Regions from separate parts of the Mus musculus genome. Here region 1 is linked to region 2. The links are chromatin contacts, found by Hi-C in ENCODE. All regions are on one chromosome and are shown on one strand. The core of a region is the stretch at or near the end of the contact, and the rest is flanking DNA. Distances in the headings are between cores, read along the strand shown.

What was found. A loop is a pair of places that touch in the nucleus more often than their neighbours do.
Region 1: a loop to region 2 is called in a map of regulatory T cell, with 4 times the contacts of the local background. The contact joins the promoter of Tmem170b here to the promoter of A730081D07Rik in region 2. A Hi-C loop is called at or near these places in 3 of 37 maps with a recorded cell type or tissue (T-helper 1 cell, T-helper 17 cell and regulatory T cell).

Annotation. Positions count from the first base shown.
Region 1 is chr13:41,601,119-41,607,434 of GRCm38, forward strand. It overlaps Tmem170b (transmembrane protein 170B), which reads left to right and starts at 4,764. Exons shown (of 3, transcript NM_001163572.2): 1 at 4,764-5,194. The coding sequence starts at 5,098. Gm32184 (a long non-coding RNA gene) reads right to left here and starts at 4,958. Exons shown (of 3, transcript XR_382252.4): 1 at 4,441-4,958.
Region 2 is chr13:40,997,938-41,003,835 of GRCm38, forward strand. It overlaps A730081D07Rik (RIKEN cDNA A730081D07 gene), which reads right to left and starts at 3,209. Exons shown (of 5, transcript NR_155347.1): 1 at 3,129-3,209. It overlaps Pak1ip1 (PAK1 interacting protein 1), which reads left to right and starts at 3,073. Exons shown (of 10, transcript NM_026550.3): 1 at 3,073-3,476. The coding sequence starts at 3,393.

The DNA.
Region 1 (6,316 bases), core at 3,514-6,013, 600 kb after region 2:
GCTTTCTTGGTACAAGCCTCTGTAATGCCCTTACTTTCACATGTTTCTTGTCTGAAAAACTGTACCAAGAGGTCAAAGCTACCATGCTCGGTTGTCAGCCCTAGATGTAGCCCAGCACCCTCTTGAACCACAGTTTCATTTCCTCTGTGTGTGGAGCCTGGTGAAACATTTTTTCTAGGTGGTTGTTTTGAGCAAGGAGTCCCCTCAGTGGGTTACCAGCCTCGGCTCATTCCTTTCATATGAATTTGAGTTTTCCATGTTGGCCTTACTGCCAGAGGGCTTTCTTTTGTTAGGGGTCTCAGTAATTTCCCATCACCTTGAATCTTTCCTGCCAGGCTACCTTCCCTGGCCAACCACACAGTTTTCATATCTTTTTGTTCCATTTGTCTCTCTCTCACTCAGACCTGGATGAGAGCAGTTAACAGCCACCATGCCATAGCCTGAATCCTCTCCTGTCTTGAATTTCCCTCTGCCAAACAAATGAGTCCATCACTTTTGAATTTAGCCACACTCAAGTTCTCAGGGCACTGGCAGAGTGTGATTCTCTACCAGGATATAACAGTAACGCTATCTAGCCTGATTCTTGACAGAGTCCTCCCTCACCTATGATCTCCCCTCCCCACCCTCCACCCTATCCCACCCACACCTCCTTCCTGTCCACATCTGCTGACATTCTTCTGAACGCCCACCAGAAGGACCATTAAGCATTGCCCACAACACTGGAGGGCTTTTCTAGTTCATATTTCCAAACTCTTTCACATCCCTCCCCAACGCCTGCTCCAAATGCCCAAGAACTACATGGTCAAGTTTGCACTCTAATAGCCTCGCTTCTTGGTACTGATTTTCTTCTGTATTCTATTTGTGGAAGGAATAGTAACTTGTTGTTTGAAGACTTATTATTTAACTATATGCAGGTCTGTGGGCAAGTGCCCTCAGAGGCCACAGGATCCCCCCTCTGCAGTTCCTGGCAGTTTCAAGCCCTCTGATGTGGGTGCTGGGAGACAGCACTCCCTTTCTGCACAAGAGTAGCGAGTGCTTTACCTGCCTGCTGAACAAACTCTCCAGCTCCCAACCTTTTGTTTTCAAAGCAAACAGTCAATGAGGTTTTGTCAGGCTGGGTCTTCTGCCGGTTGTGATTTCAGAGCCTTCACACTGACACTTAGAGCTTTTCCATGACCCCCCCCCCTCCGTGGCTCCTCTACTCTGCTAGGTGGGCAGCGGTCTCTGCCTTAGGGGGCGTGACTGGCTGAAACAAATGCTACAAGCGGGTTGTTTAATGTATTTCCCATCGTTCTGGAGGCTGGGAGATGCACATAAGGGTGCCACCAGACTCCGTGTTTATTGTGGGACCTTTCCTTTGCAGAGAAGCATCTTGCTGATGCATTACAAGGATGAGAAAGCTTCTCTCTCATCTTTTCTAATAGGGTCATCAATCCCATCCATGTCAAGACCTCATAATAATTTGGGAGGTCCATCAATCTGGAGAGATACAAGCAGTCAGTACACAGCACGGTCTATGCTGCTGTTCATGTTATTCAGGTCTATTGTACATTTTTGAGGTCAGACCCACGCTTTTCACAGGACAGGGAAGGAAATTACAAAAAATAAAAATGATGTTTAAATATGTCGATTTTTTTCTCATTCTTCACAGCTAGAGTTGATGTTACTTCACCTGGTGAGAAATTGGGAATGATTCATAAAGGCCTGTAAGTGAGTTTGGCTGAGGAACAGTGAGTAGCTGGGGTGCAGTGGAGGGAGGGAGGGCCCTTCTTAGAAGAGTTTTGAGCCACAGGACTCCAGTTATAATTTTCAAAGTAGGAAAACATAAGTAGATGCTTTCCTTTCAGGAGACTCCTTCACAAGTTCCTTTTGCTTGTTCTTTAGAAGAAATATTTACAGGGCAGCAATTTTCATCTGGTTTCAAAAAGTAGCCATATTTAAATGTGACAGCAATAAAAAACAAAACAAAACAAAACAAAAAAAACCCTAGCACCTCATGTTATCTATAGATCCAGATTCCATTCTGAATGCGTAAACACCTACGTGTTAAGTGCTCTGATCCTCAAAATAACTCAAGAAATATTGCAATGAAATGTAAGTATAATGTAATATGTTCTCTACAGTGAGTGACATATGAAATACATGAATATATATAAAAACTGAAGTAGATAAGGAAATATTAAGATGTACAAGTAGTGAAACTGAAACTTAGTGATTACTAACCCATTGTAGTTAAGTGTTCACATTAGCTAATGCAGTCAAACTAGGGCTAGAACCAGACACTTAGGTTTTACGAGTGACAAAATATTCAATCCGCTGCGCTATGATCGGGAAAGCAGGAAACAGTTATGAGGAAGTGGGGATGTTCGAATCTTAGATTGTTTGGAGTGAATGGACAATAGATTCTCAACCGAAATGTTTTATCAGTTGCAGTGATAGTATCGGAAACAATCATAGAGCCAACCTCAAACGTCGTCGTATAGGATTTTCCTTTAGACGGGAACGCTTCTCCTTGGACGGATGTAGAGGGACTCACAAGAAAGTTACAAAAACTCACAACAACAGAGTTAGAAGCCTTACATAATCTTCCTGAGGTTACATAAGCAGTAAACATTTGCTGGGGTAAAGACTCTTGTGTGGGCAGGCTCATGTGTGTGAGGCAGATGAGGAGGGCCTATCTGTCCATCAGGCGATAGGCAGCTGTTAACTACTATCAACATACTGCTAAAACACATTATGAACACCATTACTGTTAATGGTAATTTCTTAAATTATGGGCTCTCTTTCCAATATTCATCTACTAATAAAGATGTTGGGGATGGGTTAGTTTGACCATTTGGCAGGTGTTGACTCTCCCTTGTATCTCTGTCAGCCTTGAGCAAAAGGACTGCCAGCCAAGCAGCCGCTCTACCAGCACCAAGTATCTGGAACAATCCATGGATGCCTTAGGAAGGGAGCTTCAAACAGCTTGCCCTGTACTGTTTGCTATACAGCCCTTGATAGACTCTAGCTGATCCTGCAACTGCTTCTGCCTAGGGCAGCAGTTTTTCCTGGCAGCCTAGTAGTAGGATGGGTGTTGCTGATACAAAAGGGACCTCTGTGTAGTTGGTGCAACCACAGCCCTCCATTAGCATGAGTGATTTTCTGCGGTTGTTACAAACATCTCTTCTTTGGCTAGTTAAGCAGGTTTTCTGGTTCATTTTGTAAGCTGACGACAGGAGAGTTTAACATGTCCTTCGGAGGCTTGGCTATATCTGTCAGTGAATGTGCTCATGTTACCTAATAATGTTAAATCCCTTCGCAGCACCATGAGGTTAACTTCCCATTCTGAACTTTAATTCAGACTAGAAAGATAGGACATATACTATGGCTGCCAGGAAGAATTTAAAAAAATAGGAGAAGAAGAAGAAGAAGAAGAAGAAGAAGAAGAAGAAGAAGAAGAACAACAACAACAACAACAACAACAAAGAAAGAAATGAAGCCCCTTCTTTATCTAAAATGAATTTGATGTTAAACTCATTTATGTCTGATAGTCTATACTCCTGAATTGACATTTAATTCAGCCATTGAACCCTACACCATAGTAGGTTTTAGTACGGTTCCTCTTAATGACGCCCAAACTTTTTTCTATATTGTGGGAGCAAAACAAAAACATGCATAAATATAAACCTGCATATACATTATTGTCATTTTTAAGGTGCTCACCAAAAGCAACAATATTTAGGCAATTCGAATCTTCAGTTACTGGGCAAAAACACTTGATTGGCTTAGCTATTCTTTCTTCACTTCCTTCTGTAAACTTTAGCAGCAGAGTATTTGGAAAAAGATGGAATTGGGCGAGGGGGATGGGGTGAGGAGCACTAACGTTTTTTATGCAAACACGATTTTTTTTTTTTTAATTTCAAGTTAAAAGGTTTCAAACATCAAGGAAGACTGTAACTAGCATAACTGGAGTTAAGATGCTTCTGAGGCTGACCTTGGATTTGAAGGACAGGGAGACGAAGCTGAGTTAGTTTAAGTGCTGGGGAGATTCACAATTTTAGATGAAAAGAGTCCTATCTGGAAGAAGCGCTAGAGCCAGCCTTGGCCAGGAGGATTCATTCGGACACCTACGGGGCCCTGCGTCAATAAGTGGTTTCAGATCCTGCAGCTAAGGGGAGTTCGTATTTTACTGCTGGCCGGCCAGAAGACTGGCTGAAATGACAAAGAGGATCTATTTCTGTTTTAGTAGATTTAGCAAAGGGAGGGGCGTATCCAGGTCACTGGACGCACTCTCAGACAACCCTACAAATGAAATCTTGAGCATTTACACCTTTGCAAAAAGTTGCTCGCAGACGCCCTCACGGAGAGGGAAGGATCTGGAGCAGCGAAGCGCAGGCTCCAAAAATCCTGGCAGCTCCCGGGACCTATACACAGCTCTCTCATCCCCGCCCAGCTCACCGGTTTCAGGTTTCCGGGGGCGCGCAGTCAGGAGGGGGCGAGGGGCTTGGAGTCTGTTCCCTCGGAGCAGCCAATGAGCGGCGAGACCCAGCGGTGGCGCCAGTGACGTAGGTGGCGCTCCCTCCGCCCCACTGCGGGCGGACGCTGGGAGCCGACGACAGCCTGAGCTCCCGGGTGCCTAGGGCGGCGCGCGCGCGCGCGCGAGGAGCGGGGGGGAGGCAGTGCGCGTGCGCAGCCGCTCACCCCCGGGGAGGCGGGGCCGAGGAGCGGACACGCGCATGCGCGCGCCCCGGGGCGGTCGCGGGCGGAGGGGGCGGCTCCTCGAGTGTTGGCTACCCAAAGGCCGAGCGGCAGGCGGGCGGCAGGTGCCGCGGCCGGGCGCCGCTGCCTCGTCGCGCGTCCCCGCGATGAGCCTCGTCTCGCGGCCTGCCCCTGCCGGCTGCCGCTCCGCGCGGGCCTCACGGCGTGACCCGGGCCTCGTGGCGTGGCGGGCCCCCGCGGCGCGACGCGGGCCCTGAGCGGGAGCGGCGGTCCCTCCCGCGGCCCCAGGCCTCGCCCGCCAGCGCTCCTCGATGTCTCCCCGGCGGGGAGGACGCTGCCTGCGACACCCGCCGAGCGGCGCCCCCCGGAGCGCCCCGCTGCCGCCCCGCGGGGACGATGAGGGCGGAGGGCGCCGACCACTCGATGATCAACCTGTCGGTGCAGCAGGTCCTGAGCCTCTGGGCCCATGGCACGGTGCTGAGGAACCTCACGGGTAATGCGCCGGGCGGAGGGAGCGGTGGGGGACCCACTCCACGGGTGTTCGGGGCGTCCGCAAACCCGGCCCGGTGCGGGCCGCTGGAGCACGCGCGAGTCGCGCCAGTGCCCCGACTGGATCACAGTTCATGTTTCTGTCATTAACCCCCCCCCCCCCCCCCGCCTTTCCCCGTGCGCGCGCGCACGCACATACACCGCTTCTTGCAGTTTCGATCTTTTTTAGTCTTTCTTTCCTGGTTTAGCCCTTTTTCTTGCTGACAGATGTCAAACCAATTGCAGTACTCCTATTGCCTGCTCACCGTGATCACGGTGGACCGACCGTTCGTTCCTTTATTTGTTGAGAGAGAGAGAGAGATATGACTAAGTAGATAATAGCGGGGTCAGGGGCTGGACCAAGGTCTAGAGCAGTCGAAACAGTTGTCTTCTCTGCTATTTCCTTTTGTCTGGCTGTCTCCTGGCTTCAAGTTGCTGTATTTGTGAAATTGGAGAATTCTGTGTATTTCCCTTCATTAATCAATGTGATTGGGAATGGGGTTTAGCTACGTTATAGCATCAGGTTGTCAGAGTAAGCATTAGTACACATAATATGATTTCATATGCAGGTTTGCTTGTGAAGAAACTTCTGGTTTTCTCAGTGTGGAAGTGCTTAAACTCTTTTGAGTTCCGAGTTTTAAAAATAGCGTCTAAAGAGTAATATTGACTGGAAAGCAGTAGGGTCAACAGTTTGACTCCGGAGTAGCTGCTTTTGTGAAACCACAACCAAAACCCCAAACAAAAACTCAGTTCTTTAAAATGTCTTAACTCCAATTGAACGTTACTATTTCAAAATCTGTGTGATAGCAAATTAATAGTATGTAGTATACTTATAGGCAAAATCTGGCATGATACAGGGTTCATATGTTCAAGGAGAAAAATATAACGGCATTGCGTACCACCCAGATAAATTTTCAGGTTGCTTAATTCCTTACTTATGAAAACCACACCAGTAAAGGAGACCCTGGAGCCAGCAGAGGCGTCTTCTTAGTTGCATTTTTATAGTTCTGAAAAGTTAAATTTACATAAAGATCATCTCAAGATAGATCCCTTTATTTTACTTATGACCTTGTTCGTATTTGCCCAC
Region 2 (5,898 bases), core at 1,959-4,458:
GTATTGGCCTCCTGTCTGGAGTGTGACTTCTGGGTATTGGCCTCCTGTCTGGAGTGTGACTTCTGGGTATTGGCCTCCTGTCTGTCTGGAGTGTGACTTCTGGGTATTGGCCTCCTGTCTGTCTGGAGTGTGACTGGTAGATTTCTCTCCCATTCTGTGTGCTGTTCGCTCTGAGAGCTTCCTTTGTTGTGCAGAAACTTTTGATTTCATGTGTCCTGTTAATAGTTCCTGGGATACTGGTGTTCTATTCAGAAAGTTCTGGACTACACTAAAAGTACTTGAAAAGTATTCTGGCTGGGCAGTGGTGGCGCACGCCTTTAATCCCAGCACTTGGGAGGCAAAGGCAGGCAGATTTCTGAGTTCAAGGGCAGCCTGGTCTACAAAGTGAGTTCCAGGACAGCTAGGGCTACACAGAGAAACCCTGTCTCGAAAAAAACATTAAAAAAAAAAAAGTATTGTTTTTTTCCAGATGTATCATCACTTTTTGTTGTGAATTCTTTGATCTGTTTTGAATTGCTTTTTGTACAATGTGAAAAGTATGAATGAATCTAGTTTCACCCTTTTTTTTCTTTTTCTTTTTAAGATTTATTTATTATATGTAAGTACACTGTAGCTGTCTTCAGACACACCAGAAGAGGGTGTCAGATCTTGTTACAGATGGTTGTGAGCCACCATGTGGTTGCTGGGATTTGAACTCCGGACCTTTGGAAGAGCAGTCGGGTGCTCTTACCCACTGAGCCATCTCACCAGCCCATCTAGTTTCATTCTTATGCAAGCAGATCTCCAGTTTGCTAGTACCGATTAATGAATGTTATCTTTTTCCCCCAAAGCATATTTGTTGGTTCCCTTGAAAAATCAAGTGGGCGTTTCCTCACCATTTCATTTCCAGGTCCTCCATTCCTTTAGTCTGACTGTTTTTACACCAGTACCAGGCTGTCGTTATCACTAATAAAGTATAATTTGAGGTCAGGTGTTATAATTCTCCTTGCTGTGTTCTTATTTCTCAGGATTGCTTTGGCTATTTGTGATAGCCCCTCATTTCTGGTTCCAAATGAATTTGGAATTCATTTGGCATTTTTCTAAATTCTTTCTAAATTCTAAATTCTAAATTTCTAAATTTCTAAATTTCTAAATTCTAAATTTTCTAAATTCTTGAACTATGATATCAAAATTCATATTATAATAGAAGATTATAATATGTAGATTAATTGCAGTAGGACAGCCATTTTCACAATACTAATTCTACCAAGCCACCAGGAGCATGGGAGATCTTTAGGTAACTTTCTCCAAGAAAGATAAGGGAAATTAACAAAATGGAGATGAAGAACTTTTAGCAATCACACTTCCTCTGTTGTAATTTTAAAAATACCTGCACTTGCCAGGCATGGTGGTGCACGCCTTTAATCCCAGCACTTGGGAGGCAGAGGCAGGTGGATTTCTTGAGTTCAAGGCCAGCCTGGTCTACAAAGTGAGTTCCAGGACAGCCAGGGCTATACAGAGAAACACTGTCTCAAAAACAAAACCATAAAACAAAAAACACAAAACAAAACAAATACCCGCACTTATATTTCTCCAACAGCAGCTGGTATTTCCCTGGTGGTAATAAGGGGGCGAGGCGCTTCCAGGAACAATAGGGTAAATAAACCACAGGGTTCTGAAGCAGTTTTACTCATCCCCCACCCCCATTTTTTTTGATATGATTACTATTGCATTAAAATGAGTATGACCCAATGTAAACTGTAACACACCATGTATGGACAAGATGAGACTTTTCACTTTGTTCCAAGCTAAGGAGACATGTTCCAACTTTAGTGGTTCTCTGGTGAAAATGATTAACATGCTCAGGACAACTTAGCAATACCTGGAGATAAATTAAGTAACACAAGGGTTGCAAGTGGAATAGCCCAAACTGGAAGAGCCTTTACACAATTGAAAAATCATCAAAACACCCAAAGTCAAATTAATTACTTCCCCCTATACTCAAGCAAAAGAGGCTGTGTCGACAATTTGCAGCCTTAGAGAACAAGTGTTTGGAAACAATGTCTAAGCACTTAAGAACTCCATTAATTCACAGGCCTGTGTGAAGATCTGACATAAGCACCAACCCACCCGCTTTGACATATGCACTCATCCCTGACCCCGCCTAAAGAGAAAGGAAAAAAGGATATTATTGCTTTCATTAACCTCTGCACCTCCCCCCCTTAAAGATTTATTTATTTATCTTTATGCATAGGAGTACACCACCATTGCTTCCTTCAGACACACCAGAAGAGGGCACTAGACCCCATCACAGATGTTTGTGAGCCACCATGTGGTTGCTGGGAAATGAACTCAGGACCTCTGGAAGAGCAGACAGTGCTCTCAACCGCCTAGCTATCTCTCCAGCCCTGCACTTTGTCCCTTAACTCGGGTAGAGATGTAGCCACTGTCCTCCTCCCTCAAGACAAATCTTTTTTCCTGTACCATAGGTCAGCACATGGCCAGTCTGATTAGATACAAGAAGCCAGTAGGCAAGAAAAGCTGAGGAGATGGACGGCTTGCCTGCAGGCGGGACACGGACTGGCAGGCCCGGGCTCGCAATCCAGCGAGGGGACACTGCCAACTCCGGGTCCCGCGAGCCCTGACCGTCCCCGGGCCGACCCTAATCTGCTCTCTCTCGGCACGAAAACAAAACCCTTTGCTTGTGATCCGAGCCATGGGGAAGCTGCAGGAGGAAAACGGGTGCAAGGAGGCGCCAGGCTGGGCGACGAAGTGAGACTGGCTGCAAATAAGAAAATCATAGTTAATCCCAGCACCCGGGAGGCAGAGGCAGGCGGAGCTCTGAGTTCGAGGCCAGCCTGGTCTACAGAGTGAGTTCCAGGACTGTCAGGGCTACACAGTGAAAGCCTGTCTTCAAAACAAAACAAAACAAAACAAGAAAAGAAAATCATAAATGGAGGAAATGCATTCCGGATCCCCAAATCACAGCAACCCTCCAGGAACTACAAGGGTTGTCTAGACAACCGCTGGCCACCGGAGCCGGAAGTGGGCCCGCCCCTTCCTTAGGCGCGCCGGAAGTTGGGGCTTCCGGGGAGAAGTTCCCTCCCATTTCCCAAGGCCGGCGGAGCCCACGGCTTCCCAGGACTTGCCTGCTTGACACAACTTTTCTTTCTCTCTGCTCTGAGAGCCTCCTCCCGCGGCTTCCTTCCTTAAGCTCGTCGCAGAAGGGTCACGTGACGTCCCACGTAACGGAGGACGGAGCGCGTCCTCCGTTATTGCCATTTGCAGGCGCCTAAAAGGTGCCCCCGGGCGGTGACGTATAACTCGCGCGCCGGCTGAGGAAGGGAAGGGCCAGCCTCCGCAGCCATCGGGTCTCCACGCCGGCGTCTCTTGCCCGGCACGAGTGCTGCGGAATGGAGCTGGTCGCCGGCAGCTACGAGCAGGTCCTGTTTGGGTTCACGGTACAGCGCGGGCCCGCGAAGAGTGGCCATCAGGAGGTGAGGCAGCGCGAGCCCCGGGGCTGCGGGGGACAGGCGGGCTGGTCCTTCCGGGGCAGGACCGTGGAGGTTGTTATTTATCGCTGGTTCTCTATGGGTCTTGGATGGCGGACTTTGTTGGAAAACGGACAGGTTTATGCAGCTAATCCCAGCTCTCGAGAGGTTGAGGCAGGAGGAGAGTGAGCTCAGAGCTTGTGTGGAAAGATCCTGCTCTTTACAGAGTAGAGGCTTCTCAGAATTGAAATAATATTTACTTGCTATAGTAGATAAAATGTCTACAGTAGGTAACGAGGAATGTTCATCTCTGTCGGGAGTGGATGAATGGCTGCCAGAAGTGGTTGGGGCCAACGTAGGGAGGTGACGGAGAGAGGAGGGCTAATGCTTGCAGAAATGAAGTTTGATGGGAGGAATGACTGATTGCTTTTTTTTTCCTTGAAAGGTAACTATAGTTGACAGCATTAATTGTGTATTTTAAACTAGCTACTACAGCGTATTTTGAACCAGCTCAAAAGGGGTTGCCTTTTTCATATCTGATCTATGTATGCATTCAAATATCCCATTGTGCTCCATAAATATATACAGTTATTATCTGATAATTTAAAAGGTTAAGAAAAACCTTAAAGCATTCCTAAGGCATGAAAAAATAAGGTGTGCATTTAAGCTGACAATGATTGTAGTTCTTAAAGTTCTAATGTAAAAATAACTTCACCTTTCACTGAGTTTCTGTCCTGATTAACAAACTACTATAGGACTGGAGACATGACTCAGCGGTTAAGAGCGCTGGCTGGACTGGAGACATGGCTTAGCGGTTAAGAGCACTGGCTGTTCTTCCAGAGGGTCCTGGTTCAGTTCCCAGCACCTACACGGCAGCTCACAACTGTTTGTTAACTCCTGTTCGAAGGGATCTAATATCCTCCTACAGGCATACATACAGTCAAAACACCAATCTACATAAAATAAAAATACATTATACACAAAAGAACTACTACAGCTGGCCTGGGATGAAGAAAGTGATGCAGATTCACTGTTTATCGTCCACCTACTGTGGGTAGGGCGAAAGGTGCCAGAGGTGTGAGCCCTGCTGTTGTGGCCTTCTTGGTTGAAGGGATGGTGAACAAGCGAAGAGAGAAACACATGGAGGTTAAGTGTAGCACAGTATGAAATTTATTTTTGTCTGGTATGGCAAGAAGATACAGGTAATTGCCAACATAGTAGTCAGACAGTAAAGGGGATTAGAAGTGTCATCTATCAGGGCAGTGGCCCCACCCGTAATCCCAGCACTCAGGAGGCAGAGGTAGGCGGATCTCTGAGTTCCAGGACAGCCTGGTTTACACAGAGAAATTCTGTCTTGAAAAACAAAAAAGAATGATTATTTCTTGAACAGTTCTACTTATCACTTACTGATCTGTTTTGTCGAAAATTCCTTAGTGCCTGTTGTGGTTGGGTTTCTCCCTCCCTCCCTCTTTCTTTCTTTCTCTCTCTCTCTCTCTCTCTCTCTCTTTCTTTCTTTCTTGGTTTCTCCCTCCCTCCCTCCCTCCCTCCCTCCCTCCCTCCCTCCCTCCCTCCTTCCCTCCCTCCCTCCTTCCCTCCTTCCTTCCCTTCCATATACATAAGTACACTGTAGATGTTTACAGACACACCAGAAGAGACCAGAAGAGGGCATTGGATCCCTTTACAGATGGTTGCGAGCCACCATGTGGTTGCTGGGAATTGAATTTAGGACCTCTGGAAGAGCAATTAGTCCTCGTAGCCTCTGAGCCATCTCTTCAGTGCATGGTTGGGGTTTCTTTAGTATACTCATTCCAGATATACAGCAGCCCTGAGACTGATACAACCATTCTCATTTTATAGATGAACATTTGGGAGGTTCATAGGGCAAGAGACACTCCAGGCGTCATGGTTTGTGAGTCCGACATGTCAAGATGGTCCCCAGGCTTATGCTGTTAACAGTTCCAGGTGCTGCTTCTAAACCCAGCCAGTAGCCAGCATAACCAGTATCACATACATTACATAAATATGTAATCTGAACAGTGCTTTGACATAAGCTGTAACGTGTTTGAATCAGGTGGCTCATATCTGTAATCAGGAGGCTGAGGCAGGAGGATTCAGTTTAAAATTTAGGCCAGCTGTGCTGCATATGTATTTAATCCCAGCACTTGGGAGGACAGTCATAGCTACAAAGTGAGACCCTGTCTCACAGGGCGAGGCGGGGGGATGGGGGTGAAGGGGGGAGAGAGAAGAGAGAAGGTGAGAAGAGGCGAGGGCTAGAGCGAAAGAAACTTAAAAGTATGACCATAACTACCATTGTGTCTTGACTGAAAGGAGGCCTGTTGCTCCTGACTAATGAATGGACTATCTGCTCTTATAGTTCTTTTTTTTCTTTTTAAGATTTATTTATCTATTATATGTAAGTGCACTGTAG